4 separate regions of the Homo sapiens genome follow, and regions 1, 2 and 4 are each linked to region 3. A link is a contact called in ENCODE Hi-C or POLR2A ChIA-PET data. All regions are on one chromosome and are shown on one strand. The core of a region is the stretch at or near the end of the contact, and the rest is flanking DNA. Distances in the headings are between cores, read along the strand shown.

Evidence for each region. A loop is a pair of places that touch in the nucleus more often than their neighbours do. ChIA-PET counts read pairs that join two places held with the same protein, here RNA polymerase II (POLR2A). Pooled maps may share reads with other maps.
Region 1: a loop to region 3 is called in a map of natural killer cell, with 7 times the contacts of the local background. The contact joins the promoter of VOPP1-DT here to the promoter of ZNF713 in region 3. A Hi-C loop is called at or near these places in 7 of 168 maps with a recorded cell type or tissue (CD8-positive, alpha-beta T cell, ascending aorta, gastrocnemius medialis and 3 more), 4 of 37 single-sample maps with no recorded cell type and 20 of 50 pooled maps. POLR2A ChIA-PET finds 5 or more read pairs at or near these places in 2 of 52 experiments (GM10248 and H1).
Region 2: a loop to region 3 is called in a map of naive thymus-derived CD4-positive, alpha-beta T cell, with 25 times the contacts of the local background. The contact joins the enhancer-like site here to the promoter of ZNF713 in region 3. A Hi-C loop is called at or near these places in 1 of 168 maps with a recorded cell type or tissue (naive thymus-derived CD4-positive, alpha-beta T cell), 1 of 37 single-sample maps with no recorded cell type and 7 of 50 pooled maps.
Region 4: a pooled map shows a loop between it and region 3 (7-fold over the local background). The contact joins the enhancer-like site here to the promoter of ZNF713 in region 3. A Hi-C loop is called at or near these places in 7 of 50 pooled maps. POLR2A ChIA-PET finds 5 or more read pairs at or near these places in 2 of 52 experiments (CD8-positive, alpha-beta T cell and activated CD4-positive, alpha-beta T cell).

The regions. Positions count from the first base shown.
Region 1 is chr7:55,571,492-55,574,191 of GRCh38, forward strand. It overlaps VOPP1-DT (VOPP1 divergent transcript), which reads left to right and starts at 1,275. Exons shown (of 17, transcript NR_187585.1): 1 at 1,275-1,826. VOPP1 (VOPP1 WW domain binding protein) reads right to left here and starts at 1,011. Exons shown (of 5, transcript NM_030796.5): 1 at 780-1,011. The coding sequence starts at 833. RefSeq lists enhancers at 5-64, 2,394-2,473 and a silencer at 265-1,244.
Region 2 is chr7:55,532,590-55,535,686 of GRCh38, forward strand. All of the region lies in intron 1 of VOPP1 (VOPP1 WW domain binding protein), which reads right to left. Among named protein-coding and RNA genes, the nearest start is that of VOPP1, 38 kb to the right of the region's middle. RefSeq lists enhancers at 1,008-1,127, 1,198-1,267, 1,608-1,667, 1,708-2,317, 2,338-2,497. Within about 2 kb of position 1,827, at least 21 of the 41 ENCODE cell types and tissues checked have a DNase peak (open chromatin) inside an H3K27ac peak, as active enhancers do.
Region 3 is chr7:55,886,165-55,888,900 of GRCh38, forward strand. ZNF713 (zinc finger protein 713) reads left to right here and starts at 1,292. Exons shown (of 7, transcript NM_182633.3): 1 at 1,292-1,516. RefSeq lists an enhancer at 983-1,322 and a silencer at 1,443-1,492.
Region 4 is chr7:55,430,579-55,433,507 of GRCh38, forward strand. LANCL2 (LanC like glutathione S-transferase 2) reads left to right here. Exons shown (of 9, transcript NM_018697.4): 9 at 648-2,929. The coding sequence ends at 742. Among named protein-coding and RNA genes, the nearest start is that of LANCL2, 67 kb to the left of the region's middle. RefSeq lists enhancers at 2,726-2,775, 2,806-2,885. Within about 2 kb of position 1,478, at least 3 of the 41 ENCODE cell types and tissues checked have a DNase peak (open chromatin) inside an H3K27ac peak, as active enhancers do.

The DNA.
Region 1 (2,700 bases), core at 25-2,524, 310 kb before region 3:
CCCAGAATTCCTCTAGTTCGCATTTTAAGGAACCTGCTTTAGTGAGAAGTATGTGGCCCCATCCGAGGATGCAATTTCACAGCCAGGAGCAGCCGCGGTCCCCGCCAGGGATGCGGTCACGGGCGCTCGCACCCGGAAGCCGCTCAACAAGTTCCCCGCCGGCTTCGGCTCCGCACCCCCACCCAGCCAGGCTCTCCGCAGAATTTCCTCCCCGCACCTAAAGGCTGCACTTCATTTTCACACGCGGGAACGCCTCCTCCCGCTGCTCACCTCCACAACTCCCGGCACTCCCGCGACACTTCCCCACAGTCCCCTCCGCCCGCTCCCCTCACCCCGGCTCGGCACCCATCCTTTCCTAACCCCAAACTGCCCGGCGCCCCGGGCTCTCCGCGCCTGCGCCGCGCCCGAGGACCACCCCCGCCCAACCCCGGGTCCATCCGATCCTCGGCCCTCTGCGGCGGGGAGAGGGGGCGGACGGTGCACAAAGGTCACCCCGAGCTAACGGAGGCGGTCGGCGCGGGAAACGCGCTCACCCGCAGGGTGGGGGCGGGGTGCGAAAACCGAAGGAACGACGGAAGGCGCGGACCGGGGCGGGAGCCTCCCCGTCACCAGGGTCCCGCACCTCCCAGCTCCGGGAGGCGCGCAGGGCTGTGGCTCCCCGTCGCTCCACCGTCTGCGCTCCCAGGCAAGGTCCTCTGGGGCGCCTCGGAACTGCGCGCCCCCAGCCGCCAGCATGGTGGGCGCCGCGCCTCCGGCAGCACCCGGTCCCCGGCCCCTACCTCCAAGAGCAGCCCGAGCAGCAGCGCCGCCACCTTCGCAGGCTGGCGCCTCATGGCTCCTCGCGTCCTCTCCAGCGCGCCCGGACGCCGGGTCGCAGGCGCGCTTCGCGACTCGGCCCCCGCGCGGGGCGGGCGGGCAGACTGCAGCCGGGAGCCGTCCCGCCGACCGCTGGGGGGCCCGGCTGGGAGCGGGCGGGAGCCGGGGCGCGCCGCGCAGCCCTGGCTGCGCTCCGCCCCCGGCCGCCGCGCGCTCCCGACACGCCCGGCCGGGCGCGCGCCTGCGGGCTCCCGGAACCCGAGGCCCGGCCTGGGGCGCGGCTGCTGGGCGCTAGGCCCGCGACGCTGAGGTGCGCGCGCCCCGGGCGGGAGGAGGGGCTGCACCGCCTGGCGAATGGGAGGGGGACTGGCAGGCTCTCCCTTCCCAAGGGAGGTCGTCCTGTCGCCCTAGACTAAACCCAGGAAGGCTTTTAAAAGAAGCAGAGTCTCCGCGGGGGGAAGCTTGTTCCCTGAGAGGTGGCCGCAGACGAACCCACTGCTCAGTCTGGCATCCCGAAGCCGCTCCGCTCCTGGCTCTCCCCGCTGTTCCTGCGCGCAGCGGGGGCAGTGCCCCCACACCCACGCGTGATGGGAAGGCCGGCCTGGGGGTGGGAAGGCCCACCGAAATAGATGGTCCCCACACCTCACTGCTTCCTTGGATGTGGCTATTTTTTATGCCAGTGTTCTCCTGCTCTGACCCTACTTGAACTTGACCGCAACCGGCCCCGCCTTGCAGGCCACCCTCCCGCAGCAGAAAACTGTGCGGAGCTCGCGCTGTCCTCGCCTCCGCTGACCCCACCTCCATGTCCTCACAGACACTATTTTTTCACAACACAGCTCAGATCCCACCTTCTTCATGAGGTTATTCAACAAACACTATTAAACTTGTAAGATGTACCAGATCCTGAGTTGGAGGCTGAGAGGAGGACAAGAAAACTGCTCCCGTAGCCTAGAGGGAGGGAGAGTCGCTTAAACCACCTGATGCAGAATGCTGAGTGCGGAGACCAGGAGGTGGGTGCATCACAGAGGGTCATAAAGGACATGAGCTGCGCAGTACAGGAGGTGGAAGGAGGGGGTCACACGAACAGATGTCACCCGAGGCAAGTCCCCAACTCTTTCCCAGCTTTCAAAGCCTAATTTGATTAATATAGAGCATGCACCACCTGACTATACCTGTCAGAGCCAGAACTTACAAGTAAGACAGAAACAATGCCTATGGCCTTCAGTCATGCTAAGGCACCTATCTGACAAGCCTGCCAAACGCCATTGAACTCTAGTAGTTTTACTATTTACAATGAGGACATTTTACAACTCTTTTTAATGGAAAAGTTAACTTGTAGAAAACTAAGCTGAAAGCTTATTGTGTGTTAGCAAGACAAATGTTTTTCCAGTGGGGATAGAAGTGATCTCGTCCTGTAAAAATGCAAATGGGCCAGGCAGGGTGGCTCATGCCTATCATCCCAGCAGTCTGGGAAGCTGAGGTGTGAGAATTGCTTGAGCCCAGGAGTTCACCAACCCCAACCTGGGCAACACAGCAAGAACCTGTCTCCATTAAAACGTGTGTGTGTGTGTGTGTGTGTGTGTGTATAAGACAAATGACCCCTGCTTAAGGTGAGAATCATAACCAGCTTCCTATCTGATTGAGCCACTTCATTCCCAGCGTTTCCTTTCTCTTTTCTCCCCGCTTTTGACTGTGTGTGTAGGTCACTTGCCTGCATTCTCCTTTGAAGCACCTTTGTCATCCCACTGTTTCCATCATTAATGGGTTAAAATGGAACTTTGACTTGTGTCCACGATGTATTCGTGTGCAAATTGTGGTTCTGTTGCATTGTGAGCAACCTACTAGTGTCTGACATAACCTCCCTTCTGCATCTCTCTCTGCCTG
Region 2 (3,097 bases), core at 577-3,076, 350 kb before region 3:
AACAAACAAAAAACAGAAGTTTAGAAACTACACTAGTTACAACCACCAGCTTGGAAATGATACCCTGGTGTGGAAAAATACAGCTCAAAGCAATCTGAGGGAGGCTCCTCCCCTTTCCATGGAAGTTTTCATGGCTTCTGGCACACCCTGTCAGCATTCTCTTCCCAGGAAGGTACTGGGAAGCACTGCCACGTGTACTCCTCTCATTCCTTTTCACTACTACCAAATTTCACACCCCCTCAATTCTAGTAATATGCATTTTCATTAAATCTGGTAATATTTAACCTGGAGTCAAAAAGCAATTTCTTGTGCTTAGAAGACTTTCTATTTCTTGTCATGAATTGATTGGTTATAAATGTTAAGGGACTAAGCTGTTACAGCAAATTTGGGGAGAAAGAGAGTCAGTTCCACGTGCTGCCCCAAAGCAGCATCTGTGTATCAGAAAATCTTCAGGGAGTCTCTGGCAGTGTGGAGGCCTAAGCTAAAACCAGGAGGACTGAGAACATATGTGCCAGGAAGGTGATTTTGATGCCAGTTCTGTCTCTCTCCTGAACCCAATCAACTCAATCATTTCTGTTTAACACAAACTCACATGAGTGCCTCCTAAAAGCTGGTTCAGTCAGCTGCCTCCAGGTCAGACCAGTGAGGATGGAGGCCGGTCACTCAGTGTTGTCTGTGGGTGCATGCAAGGGGCAGTGTGGTGCTCTTGAAAGGCAGTGCCCAAGGACAGCAGCAGAAATGCCCCTGCCTTCCCCACTCAGGAAGGGCATCACTGTCCACCCACAAGCAGCTTCCAGAGCCATCACTTATAAATATTTCTTCTCTCATTTAGATTTCCCTGTGCCAAGAAAAAAAAACAAAAACAAAAAAACACCTGCCTGCTCTGAGTCAGCCTCAGAGATGACCGTGGTTGACTGTGCTGTCTGCCATCTGCTTTTAACCACGAAAGAGGAAGCAGCTATGTGGGACACCACATCAGGGAACCTTCCGGACCTAGGGTCTCACTGCCTGGAAACTCCCCTGAGCCTCAGCTTCTTCAGATGGAAGGGACTCTGCTAACTCAAAGAACCCCTCATACTACCCACCAAAGGAAAGTCCCCATCAGGGAGACTAGCAAGGGAGGCTGAATGTAGAACAGCACTCAGGTTAATCCTAAATCCCTACCTGGCTTTCCCTCCTCAGTCATCAACATAGTGATGGGGTGAACTTCGATGATGTTGTCTGGGGACTGACCTTCATATCCTCTGATCCTCCCAGTCTTTTCTTCTTACCTTTTCTCGTACCCAGTGTGTGGTGGGTGGGTAGGGAGGTAGATGAGTGAAAACACCCACAGGAAGGAGGATGGCAAAACTCAGATCCAAAAGCAACAACTCTGCCTCAGTGTTGTAAATAAGCAACAGCTTTTCCACCCAAAACAACTCATTTGTGCAAGGTCACCAGCAAACTGTACAGCTGTCTCCCAGCCCTGTCAGCTATAATTTCTAATAGCTGTCACTGTGTCCTGGCTTGTTAAAATCCGTGAAGGAAATCATTTCATGTAGCTTTTTTTTTTTTTTTACGAGATGGAGAGAGAAAAGAATGGTAGCAGAGTAAAACAGCAAGTGCAAGCAGATGACAGAAATTTCTACAGACACTTAATAGACAGACATTCCTTAGGCCTAGTTCAAATATCTAAATTCCATCTGGGGACTTGGCTGTCAAAAGATAATCATCTCTTGCTTCATTTCTCATATAATTTCCTAAACCCTCGGGTCTCAGCTAGTGCAAGGTCCTGTCATGGTCACCTGTGGCTTGGGCCAATTCTCACTTCCCCTGAAGGGCAGCTGCGTGTAGGGAGCGGGGGCTGCCCAAAGTTTCACTCTGACTGGAGGTAAACTTAACATCATTTCTGCATTAGTCATTTAGAGCCCTGGGCTCAGTACTTTCCCCCAACTGGGTTTCTGCTTTTGAGCTCGCTCTGCAATTTCCCCAATTCTGACTCAATTCTCTCTGGGCCCAGGGAGCTGTCAACAGCCACTCCTCCCCACCCATTTCTCCAGCTGTAGCCCTCTTGCAGGTGTCCTGCCCACAAAAGAACACCAGCATACAACGCCATGCAGGGCCCACTCTGAGCTGGGGACCTTCTGCCAGTTGCCACCTGGGATCTCTGCCAGGTGCCCAGAAGAACCTCACACCAGACATCCCTACAGCTGAGCGCTGCTCCCACCCAGTGCTCTGGACTTTGGGGAAAGTACCACCGCCCACTAGCTCACCCCAGCCACATGCTGTCCCCAGTGCCTCCTGTCTTCCCACTCCATCCACGTGGTCAAGCCTTGTCTCTTCCCAGGACATTCCTGCCACACCACAAAGGAGGCTGGCATCAAAAGCCAGGGGGTGAGCTTGCTGATGGGAGAAGAGGAGAACAGGAAGACACAGTTGAAGAGTGGTAGAGCCTGCAGCACCTGCCCCAAGACCACTGCCACATCCAAGTCTGGCCGCATGGCCTCTAGTGCCAGGGCCTGGCTGGGGGACTCCTGACACTGCACCTGCCCCTAAACCTCTCAGCAGCCTTGACAAAGCTCAGGGGGCTACGCAGGGCTCTGTCATAGAGAATAGGAAAGGAGGGCACACAGCACACCAACTCCTGCTAGAAAATCTCCAGGGGCTCCCCATTCACTGTGGGTTTCTCTTTGCTTCCCCTTGAGGTCATAATTTTCTTTCTTCTGAATGCAATTTTATCTTCAGTGGGCTTCATTACACAAACAAGCAAAAAGAGTGGGGCTGACTGATCAGGGCAAAGCTCAGTGAGCTCAGAGGGCACTGGGGCAGGCTCCCCCTGGAAACCCTGCTGCCTCACTGAGGGTGAAGTACAGACCCCAGGGAGTGTCCTTCTGGCCTGGCCGCCCCCACATGCCATTGGCTCTTCCTGTCTCTGCCGCTCCTCCCAGTCCCCCGCCCCGCAGCCATTTCCATCCATGCACCTCTAGAGAACCCTAGGTCTATTCACTTCCATCTGGAAAACACTTCTTCAGAGTTTCCACCAACGGAGCCTCAGCCTCAGTGTCACTTGGATGAAAATTTTCGAGACTTCCAGAAGGTGAGTTGTTAGTTTTCCCCC
Region 3 (2,736 bases), core at 42-2,541:
GATCCCCATCTCTACAAAAAAGTTTTAAAAATTAGCAGGGCGCAGTGGCTCAGGGCTGCTGTAATCCTGGCTACTGGGGAGGCTGAGGCGGGAGGATGCTTGAGCCCAGGAGTTTGAAGCTGCACTGAGCCATGATGGCACCATTGCCCTCCAGCCTGGGTGACAGAACAAGGCCCTGTCTGAAAAACAAAACAAAATAAAACAAAAAAAACTAACTAACTCCGAACTCCAATTAAGCAAAATGTTACGCCTAAAAAAATTCCATTCTTTGGCCAGGCGCGATGGCTGAAGCCTGTAAACCCAGCACTTTGGGAGGCCGAGGCAGGGGGATCACGAGGTCAGGAGATCAAGACCATCCTGGCTAACACGGTGAAACCCCATCTCTACTAAAAATAAAAATAAAAAAAAAATTAGCTGGGCGTGGTGGTGGCCGCCTGTAGTCCCAGCTACTTGGGAGGCTGAGGCAGGAGAATGGCATGAACCCGGGAGGCGGAGCTTGCAGTAAGCGGAGATCTCACCACTGCACTCCAGCCTGGGCCACAGAGCAAGACTCCGTCTCAAAAAATAAATAAATAAATAAATAAAATAAAATTCCATTCTTCGCATCAGTAGCATATACTATATAATGATATAATGATATCATTATTGTATTTTTTTTTGAGATGGAGTCTTACTCTGCTGCCCAGGCTGGAGTGCAATGATGTGATCTCTGCTCACTGCAACCTCCCCGTCCCGAATTTAAGCGATTCTCCTGCCTCAGCCTCCGGAATAGCTGGGATTACAGGCGCCCGTCACCACGCCCAGCTAATATTTGTACGTTTATTAGAGACGGGGGTTTCACCATATTGGCCAGGCTGGTCTCGAACTCCTGACCTCAGGTGATCCACCAGCCTCAAGCTCCCAAAGTGCTGGGATTACACGCGTGAGCCACCGCGCCCGGCCAATAACATCATCATCATTATATTTTGAGTTTCATCAATATGAAATTGATGGGAAGGAGGGGTGATTCCAGGACTGAAAGGAAGGCTTGTGTCGTCACCATGGAGATGGACAGTCCAACGCTTCTAATTGGCAGGGACGAAGGGACGGGTCCTCGGCCCGTCCCCCTCGTTCCTCTAGGACCGGAAAATTCTGGGAAGGCTCGAGGCCGCGGTCCCCGGGGTCCGCATAGTCCCGATGAAAAACAGACCCGGGAAAGCTGGTGGGAGTCAGGAGCCCCGGCGATGAGGATTGCGATGAAGGAAGCAGGCTCGGAGCGCCGCCAGCGCATGCGTATTGGGGATCTGAGGCCAGCGTCTTGCGCCGCCATTGCGGGGAGGCTGTCCTCAGAGCAGGTCTGGCGCGCCGGTGGCTGGACCGGCCCCAGGAGCCCAGTCACCGGGCGTCATTGGCTCAGGCTGCGGGGCCCTCGGCACCTTCTCCCTCCCGGGTCCACCGCGGCGGCGGCGGCGGCGGCGGCGGCGGCGGCGGCGGCGTCAGGGGGCGGAGCCTGCCGAAGCGCCCTTTGTCTGCGGAGGTGAGTGCGCGCCGGGAGGAGGCGGAGGCGGGAGGCGGAGGCGGGGGGCGGAGGCGGGGGGCGGAGGCGGGGGGCGGAGGCGGGGGGCGGAGGCGGGGGGCGGAGGCGGGGGGCGGAGGCGGGGGGCGGCGGGCGGCGGGCGGCGGGCGGCGGGCGGCGGGCGGCGGCGGCGGCGGGCGGCGGGCGGCGGCGGCGGCGGCGGCGGCGGGCGGCGGCGGCGGCGGGAGGCGGCAGGTGGCGGGAGGGGCGGCCGCTGTCCCCGCTGTCCCCATTCCTGTCACCCGCCCCGTGTCCCTTTCAGATTTTTGGTCTTTTATAGGAAGGTCTTACCCGTTCCAATATTATAAACACATTGTCTTCTACTATCTGGGAATGACTCTGAGGCTGAAGAAAAACTTGCAGTTTATTTTTGGGCAAGCGTCCATAGGTGTCATTTTGGGGGAAAGTTTTTCCTCATCTCAGGATTATGCAAACGTTCGGCTTTATTTTCTTATAATACGTTTAAAGAATTTTTAAAATATTTTCTTTTTCTCCTTTTTATCTGTATTTCATTGAGTATGATATTTGTGGTAAGGGGTTAGGTAGAGATTACCTTTTTCTCTCATTGCCTTGCTGTTATCCGTTGAGTCACTTTTCCACGGAATTGCAGTGACACTTTTATTACATTTTGCAGGCGTGTGTATGCTCAGATGTGTTTCTGTTTATTTATGTTTTTGTTTTGAGACAGGATCTCACTTTATCACCCAGGCTGCAGTGCAGTGGCACCATCATGGCACACTGCAGCCTCAAACGCCTGGGCTCAAGAGCTCCTCCTTCCTCAGCCTCCTCAGTAGCTGGGACCACAGGTGTGCACCACCACGTGCGGCTTTTTGTTGTTGTTGTTGTTGTTAGCGACCAGGTCTCACCATGTTTCCCAGGCTGGTCTCTGAGCGCAAGTGATCCTCCCGCCTTGGCCTCTCAAAGTGCTGGGATTACAGGCATGAGCCACGGCGTTCGGCCAGCTGTTTCTAGATTCTGTCACTGCCCTGACAGTTTCTGCACTGAATACATATACGTACATACATACATAGATTTTTTTCATTTAAAATGTTTAGGCCGGTTGCGGTCCTGTAATCGCAGCACTTTGGGAGGCAGAGGCAGGAGGATCACTTGAGCTCATGAGTTCGAGACCAGCCTGGGAAACATGGCAAGACCCTGTTGCTACAAAAAAAACTAGAAAA
Region 4 (2,929 bases), core at 228-2,727, 460 kb before region 3:
AGAGAAGTACATTTTGGATTTATGTGTTTTATTGTACGTGAATTTTACATCAAAAGAAAAACTGTAAACAAAAACCCTGTAAGGGAGGATTGTTCTGATTTGAGTGGGGACAGGAGACCTGGAGGCCTTGGTGGGCTACTAGCACCTTCTCCACCCCACACCCTTCCTAAGCTGCTGTGAGTCTAGTTGAAAACCCACTGCTCAATTACTGCAATGATTTGGGGTGGGGATTTTGACCAAATTGAGGTTTGTTAAAAATAACATTCTTCAAATATCAAGAAGATATAAAATGCAACTTTGAGCATATACAGGCTCTGAGGGGAAGCTCCGTGTATAGGAATATCGTAATTAGCAGCATCCATAACTTCCATAGCGATTCTGTGATGCCACCTTAAAGTTTCAAGATATAAGATTAAAGCCCAGTAACCAGTTTTTTAAATATAAGATAGTGAGGAAAACTGGTGTTATTATATTACCTGCCAGGTGCTAAATATAAGGATATCTTTGGTTTTTAATGAAGTCATCTTTAGAGTCCTCAGCACCTTTCCCACATGCTTGCAGCCCCTGGTAAGGGAAATGATTAAAAGTCACTGTTATAGACACTACCCTTATGCCATTCCTAAGAGGCTCCTCATTTTACATTGCAGGCATGGCTGGCGCTATTCACTTTCTCTCTGATGTCCTGGGACCAGAGACATCACGGTTTCCAGCATTTGAACTTGACTCTTCGAAGAGGGATTAAAAGGTGCAAAAAGACAACTAAAATACCCATTTGGACCAAAAGCCACCAGATTGCTTAGTGCCTGACACAGAAACAACTGGGAATCCTGAAAGAGAAGCAGACACCGTCACAGGCCCCTCTGGTTAGACTAGCATGAGTGACCGAAGCCATCCATCAACATTTTCTAACAGCACCCTCATCAATATAAAATATGACTTCTTCACATACAGATTCTCTGTAGTGTTTGCATGTTTCTTGGTGTTTGTTGTCTCCAGGTGTAAGCTGTTTTAAATGGAAGGCCCTTCTATTCCTGAGGGCTCAGAGCTGACCATGCATGAATGTATGGCAGTGTCCACTTTTCTGTATAAAATGTATAAAGTGGGGTTTCTTCCATATTGACAAATGAGGGAACAGGTGGTGTCTATCTTGTATATCAGAAAGATTATCTAGGGTCTATCCTAGTGATAATACATTGTCAGCCTTTTCTGTGGCACCTTCCAGATGAGAATGAGGGAGCGACCACTCCAAGGACGGACAGGACCAGCAGTTCTGCAGGGGCGTGCTGGGGTGGTTTGGGAGTGCACAGCTGAACGCTTCCCGTTTGGATTTTACACTCACCTTCGTGTTTTAAAGAAGCCTCAGAGTGCATTGCAGCTCTGTCAGGGCCCCATTCCCAGCAGAGGCTTCAGGTGCTTTGTGTAGAGTCCAGGGCAGCTGGAGCTTTGTTGGGGAGACTTCTGGACCCAAAGGGAGCTTTCCCAAGAAGCCTTTGATGGCCACACTGTAGGCAGCAGTGACTAAGCACTGGCAGTTCCAGAACATTTACCCAGGTATATGTTACTAAAACAGGCTCCACCTCAGTTTATCAACATTATAAGTTACTGTTCTAAGAAAAGTAAATACAGTTCCAGATGGGTTATTGCAGATTAACAGAAAGACACTCAACTGGACTCATGTCCCTGCAATTAAACTTACTTCAACCTTTTGGAAAGTTATCAAAATCTAAATTTGGAATGAATGCATTTCCTATTTTTTGTCTACTTTTGGGTGATAAAAAGTACTAGCCCTTATTTATAGATATGAGAAACATAATGTTCTAACCAACAACATTATGGTATTTGTGTGACTTTTATTTGAAAAAATGTGAGCAGTAATTTGGGTTAGCCTACCTTCATTAATTCTATCACATAGATTTCAGTTTTTAGAAGGGTTTCTGTCATCATGGAAGAGGTGGTCTGGGACTAGGTACTTCTCGTCTTGTGAGCTAAGGCTTGTGTCATGAAAGACAAGAGGCCTCTCTTAACAGCCCAGTCCTTGTCTGCAGGGGGAGGCCTGAGCATTTCCCAGCCCCAGTGTCCACACCTCTCAGAAAAGAGAAAAAAGAATGTCAGTTTAGGAGAAAAGCTTCCTTTTTACTTGTGTGGTTATGTGTGGGGCTGGCACCCGAAATGTGTGACATTCAGCTTCTAAACGATGCCTGGAGAGTCTGTTTGCTGCAGACACCCTTGCTCCTGAGTCATTATTTTCTTTCATGTTAGATTGATGACTTCTGTGAATAGAAATCATCCTGATCCTATTTTACCTGGCCTCCAGGGCCTGTTGATGGGCTTTGCAGGCAGTCCAGCAGCCCACACCTGCAGGCAGGATGCTGTCGTCAATGAGCTGAGGGTAGCTGCTTTGCTGAAGACCTCACACGATGTCCAATCTCATCCAAATAACATTGTTCCCATCCTCCCCACCCACCACATCAAAACATAACACATCACAGCACTCAGTAGAGGTCCTGCCTCCCCATTTCTCAAGGGAAGCCAGTAGGCAACACAGCCAGCACGGTGCTCTCCAGGGCAGCCCCTCTCAGACGAGGAGGCAGCGGGTGCAGCCAGGTGTCTGCAGAGCAGCCACAAAGGTGGCCTAGGATGCGGGTGTCTCCCCAGGTGAGTCCATCCACACACGTTTGAAAAACACTATTAGTCTTTCTAACACACTGAGGGAAAGATTAAAATCTGTGGAATAAAGGAGGAGATTTTATTTACAGATTTTTTTAAAAGCCACCTGGGTTGACACCTTCCTACTTATCCACTAGATGTCATCAGAGGTGCTGTTCCGTGGTTCTGCATTAACCCCTGCCTCATGTCTGTAACATGTGACAGTAATTCCAGCTCGGTCCCTCCAGGCAAAGGAGAAACGGGACTTACTTCACAGGACAGA